Regions from separate parts of the Homo sapiens genome. Here region 2 is linked to region 1. A link is an interaction called in ENCODE POLR2A ChIA-PET data of the cell type or tissue named here. Cell type or tissue: OCI-LY7. All regions are shown on one strand. Links, peaks and the distances in the headings refer to the core of each region. The heading gives the core; the rest is flanking DNA.

The links. ChIA-PET counts read pairs that join two places held together with the same protein. Peaks named below come from ENCODE experiments on the same cell type or tissue, not always from the same donor. Only the 100,000 strongest peaks of a DNase experiment are listed, where the experiment ranks them.
Region 2: POLR2A ChIA-PET joins it to region 1 with 9 read pairs; 2 of 35 experiments call an interaction of 5 or more read pairs at or near these places.

What each region holds. Positions count from the first base shown.
Region 1 is chr1:84,067,956-84,070,884 of GRCh38, forward strand. No RefSeq gene overlaps it. Among named protein-coding and RNA genes, the nearest start is that of TTLL7, 70 kb to the left of the region's middle. In OCI-LY7, for the core only: no CTCF peak of the experiment used is centred there; a DNase peak (open chromatin) is centred at 1,526.
Region 2 is chr1:84,163,328-84,166,256 of GRCh38, forward strand. The region is part of intron 1 of PRKACB (protein kinase cAMP-activated catalytic subunit beta); the gene reads left to right. Among named protein-coding and RNA genes, the nearest start is that of PRKACB, 21 kb to the left of the region's middle. In OCI-LY7, for the core only: no CTCF peak of the experiment used is centred there; no DNase peak of the experiment used is centred there.

The DNA of each region.
Region 1 (2,929 bases), core at 340-2,839:
TGATCACTACAGGCTCCTACTATACCAGACTCCATTTCTTCTCTGTTCCATAGCTATCTATTCTTAGCTGCCTTTTTTCTCTATATTTTCTATTTCATTCATAGTTGTGGTTTTGACTCTCATCTTTATACTAAATTCACAACTCATGTATATTTTTAAATTTACTTTTATTTCAATAAGTTTGCAGGGAGCAGGTGGTGTTTGGTTGCATGAATAAGTTCTTTAGTGGTGATTTCTGAGATTTTGGTGCATCCATCACCCGAGCAGTGTACACTGTACGAAATGTGTAGTGTTTTTTTGTTTTGTTTTGTTTTTGTTTTTTTGAGACGGAGTCTCACTCTGTTGCCAGGCTGGAATGCTGTGGCACGATCTTGGCTCACTGAAACCTCCGACTCCCTGGTTCAAGCTATTCTCCTGCTTCAGCTTCCTGAGTAGCTGGGATTACAGGCACATGCCACCACGCCCGGCCAATTTTTGTATTTTTAGTAGAGATGGAGTTTCACTATGTTGGCCAGGATGGTCTTGATCTCCTGACCTCGTGATCCGCCCACCTTGGCCTCCCAAAGTGCTGGGATGACAGGCATGAGCCACCATGCCCAGCCCCCAATGTGTAGTCTTTTATCCCTCACCCTCTCCCACCCTTTCCCCCTACTCCCCAAAGTCCAATGTATCATTCTTATGCATTTGTGTCCTCATGGCTTAGCTCCCACTTATGAGTGAGAACAAATGATGTTTGGTTTTCTATTCCTGAGTTACTTCACTTGGAATAATAGTCTCCAATTCCATCCAGGTTGCTGCAAATGCCATTATTTCATTCCTTTTTATGGCTGAGTAGTATTTCATGGTATATATATCCCACATTTTCTTTATCCACTTGTTGATTGATGCGCTTCTGGGGTGATTCCATAGTTTTGCAATTGTAAATTGTGCTGCTATAAACATGCAAGTGCAAGTATCTTTTTCATATAATTATTTCTTTTCCTCTGGGTAGATACCTAGTAGTGGAATTGTTGGATCAAACAGTAGATCTACTTTTAGTTCTTGAAGGAATCTCCACACTGTTTTCCATAGTGGTTGTTTTAGTTTACATTCCCACCAATAGTGTAAAAGTGTTCCCTTTCACCATATCCATGCCAACATCTATTTCTTTTTATTTTTTGATTATGGCCATTCTTGCAGGAGGGGTAAGGTGGTATTGCATTGTGGTTTTGATTTGCATTTCCCTGGTAATTAGTGATGTTGAGCATTTTTACATATGCTTGTTGGCCATTTGTATATATTCTTTTGAGAATTGTCTATTCACGTCCTTTGCCCACTTTTTGATGGGGTTGTTTTTTCTTTCTGATTTGTTAGAATTCTTCATAGATTCTGGGTATTAGTCCTTTGTTGGATGTATAGATTGTGAAGACTTTGTCTGTTAACTATGCCGATTATTTCTTTTGCTGAGCCAACTGAATTATACAACCCCTTTTAAAAAAATCCTTTTTACTAACCTTATTATGACTTACATAGAACATTTACAACATGCTTAGACTTTCTGTTTTGTCCTAAATATCCCTTTTTCTTGAACAACCCATTTTATTGTAGGACAAAAATTTACCAAACAGGATTCTTTCTAGTATAAAATGACTTTCCTTTTTACCTTTCTATCAAAAGCACCTCTCTATATTTTTAACCTTTTTACATTTCTTATTTTTTGGTTCCTTTTATCTTGTTTTATACATAACCCTTAAATAAGCTTTCAGTTAGACAAATACATTTACCTTTTCATAAGAACATTAAAAATTTTTTTCCTATAATTTTTAATTGGAAATTACCCAGATACTTAATATTTATTAATAACATTAGATCCTAAATTATATAACATGTTTGTTTACAGGCATTTGTTTATTCCATTACATTTACCTGATCGATTGATTTATTAAATAATTTACCTAGATTATTTACAAAAACTGTGATAGTCATTCTTTATTTCCCTGTTAACTATTTTTATAGCTGTGAATTTTAGGTGCTTACTTAAGTAAGAAACTTAAGGTTAAATATAAGGGTATTTTTACCAATAACTTGGGATTTAGCTGTTTTCATTAAACCAAGAATATTCCATGTCTTACTTGTCGAAAATTATACAAGCAAAGATCATTTTGTCTTGAGCTGGATTTTATAGTTTTATAACCCTTATGGCTTATAGTATTCTGCCAAAGTAAGCACAAAACCACTTGATCAAAAATGCTATAGTTTTATAACCCTTATGGCTTATAGAATTCTGCAGGAGTGAGCACAAAACCAGTAGATCAAAAATGCTAACAATTTTTAAGACATCTCTAATATTATTTTACCAATAATTTTAAAGCCAGATTATTTTATTAAAAATTTTACTTAAATCACATTAACTTGAAAAAGCATTTGACTAGTCTTTTCTTTTGATTATCCGATTTAAGTGCTTTTATATTTTAGCCAATTAGCTAGAGCTGTTTTATATATTTTTAGTACTGAAACATTGTGTACACAACACAAATACATAGACATATTTGTGCATGCTAATAGAAATACATCTTATAGATTCATAAGACCTTTTTTCTTTTTTTTTTTTTTTCCTATCTTAGGCTTTTAAATTCTTGATAACCTGTTTCACTATTCAGGCAGTTGTCAGCTAAGTGGCCTTAAATTTGCATATTAAAGGAAACAACTCTTAGGGGAAAATCAGATAGCAAAATTTACATCTCAAGGTACTGAGAGAGAAAGTCTGGTGTGCTAGAGGGAAGTTAAAACAGATTTAATTGCCAATTAAACAAAAAATTATAGAAATTATAAGGACCTTTTAAATACACACACATACACACACACACACACACACACACACACACACACACACACACACAAAGACCCTATAGCTTTTACTTCAGAACTTTAGCCATGAGATAAATACAAA
Region 2 (2,929 bases), core at 158-2,657, 95 kb after region 1:
TGTCTGTCTCATCTTCATTTACCCCATGCTATGTTTCTTGCTATACCACCAATGTGTTGCTTAGCCCTACCAAGGCCATAGCCTTAGACTGTTAATTTCTTTCAGCTTGCTTTTTTCGTTGACAATATCACTAATGAGTTTTTTGGCCTCCACTTCAAATCAAATCAGCCCCCTCTCATGTCAGCCCCTTCCAGAAGTGAAGCTGCTAGTTTTCATGACCAGCCCTACCCTGGTAGAAGTACTCTCCTGACTGAGCTATAAAGGAGTGGGAGCAGCCCCAGGCAAGAACATCTCTGACTCCCACTGTTTTTAGGCAGAGTTCAGTGGTTCGTCACAAATAAATGTTTCTTAATTTGTTGTTTATGACTGCTCGATTTCCAGAGCCATGAAATCATTGTTTTTGATAATTCTGTTCAGCTTCATAGTTGTTTCTTAGGAAGATTTCCTGACTTACTTCCACATCACCAAAAGTCCTGCCTCACATGGCAACTGTTAAAATGGCAAGTTCACGTGCTGAAGTTCTACTTAACAAGGAACCATTCTATAGATTCTTTGTACCATTTTGGTACAAATTTTGGATCTCTGGTAATCAAAACAATCTGTTCACCATGCTACCCAGTCAGCCCACCTTGCTATACAATCTGTCATCTTAGTCCTGTTTCATGTGAGGAATTTTACATTTCTGCAATAATTGCCAGTAACTTTTTTGTGTATTATTTTCTTTTGAATACCACATGGATGGCATCTGACACTGTTTGTAATGCTGAATTTAATGGAAGTTTACAAATAAGTTATTCTATGATTCTCCTTTAAAAATGCAGATATACATATATGTATATAATATTATTCTCTTCCATAACACAGAATGTTTAAATGGTTAACATTTGTGCTGCAGTATAGCTTTCTGGCTCATGAAAAATGAAAGCTATCAGCGATCTCGGCAATAAGATTCATCGCCAATAGTCACTAGCAACAGCACACAGCATTTTAATATCAGTGAGGTCCACAGCTAGCAGTAAGAGCTGGTGTAATTGAAAGACGTTTAGGTGCAATCATTCTGCTGTTTGCTCCTTGCCAGGTTCAACATGGGATTGTGTGAGTATTTGAAGAAAACAGCAATTTTTTCATATCTTTGAAAGATGTAAAAAGCGTAGATTAGTGCTTAAATTTAAGAAATCTGGTAATTTATAATCATGTGGCTCTAAAATAAAAAGGTATTTTATTTGTCTGGTGGATTAAAGCTTTAGAAAAGCTACGCCTTGGATACAAGTGAACCGATAATTCTGGTCTAATGTTGCCGTGGTAACAACTCATGCTGATATAATTGAGAACATCTTATACATCCTGGTTCGAACATTTTCTCCCTGCCATTTTGAGTTGTTCTAGTGGTATATGAAGGAGGCTGGGATAACTAGCTTGAAAGAAATTCAGTCTAGTTATAGACATCTTTGGCATTAATCTGATGTTTACTAGTGATATCTCATGCTAGGCAGTTATGCTTTGCTTCTAGGGGCTTCTCTTTTTAAAACAAAAGAAAGCTCTTTTCGTTTTCTGTGTGCTGCATGCTCCAGTGTGTGTGTTTACACCATCGGTTCTTCTCCCTCTAGAGATTAGCATAACTCCCTTTGCTGTTGGATTGTTATTTTGAGCAATATGTTTTGGAAAGGTTGGTTTTCATCATGAGTGGTAAGTATGCTCTCTGAGACTCTGCAGCTGTTTATTTAAAAAATATATTTATAAGAGGAAAAAATATTTTTAAAGGGACAGTTATAAAGCCACAGCTACTGTGAATTATATTTTGTGGTGACGCTTTTGTACTTAGGCATTATAGTAAATTGCCTTCAAAAACCAGTAAGAACTGTAAACAATTAATGGCACTATTAATAATCAATACCAATAATCAGTTTCTAATTTTCTTTATGGTTCGATTTATTGTATTTGTTGGGCACTGTTATTAATTGTGTTATAAATTAGTAAGTAGACTAACCATAAGAGAGGATTTTCTTTTAGTATCTGATCCTGAAGATAATTAGTTTAACTTTCCTTTGATTAGCTTTGTCATTCCTAATGCTAATTTTTATTAGATTATTTTTATTAGATTTTTTAAATAGTAATTTTGAAAATAAGATGCTGCCAGAATTTTGTTGATGTCTTGGTTGCTTTTACCTACAATTTATTGAGAAATAAGGATTTAATGATGAAATAATTAGAGCATTTTGGTTTTGTAGGGTTTGTTAAAATTTTTAATAAACAGTTTTTGGGGGAAATAATTTTTTAGAATAAGTACACTTGTGACAACTAGTCTTTTTTGTTATAATGTGATTTATTTTTTCTAAATATTTCCAAAACTGTTTTTTTGAAAAAATATACTACAGTATGTACTGCAGTTTATCATAGGGTAAAAGCTGTCACTTCAAGCCAAACCTGCAGCTAAAAATAGATATCCTGTTGTTAGAGTGAAAAACATTTGCTTAGAGCATAATTCATTAGCATCTTTTGCTTAAATAAGATGCTTGGAAGTTAACCTTTGATTCAGATATTTTTAAGAGAAGTAGAATATGGTTTCTCTGATAACATAACAGTCCTATAATTTGCATTTATAAGATTTGGAATTGGAATTTAGAAACTGAAAGGTGGATTTTTGCTGTATAATGATAGAATTCAAAATTGACGAACCTTTTCTTTCATAACTGGAGATCACCTCATTATAACCAATAAATATTCTTTATCCTGCTACAGTACAATATAAACCTCTTAAACACTGTTATATATTTGTTTATAGAATAATATTAGATATTAAAGGGACATTTTAACATGCAAAATACTAAGAATTAACTGGATTGTTATTTTCCTGTTACTGAAATAGATCTGTTTTAAATAATCTGCTGTTTTAAATTTGAACGAATATTACAAAAACAACTTAACATTC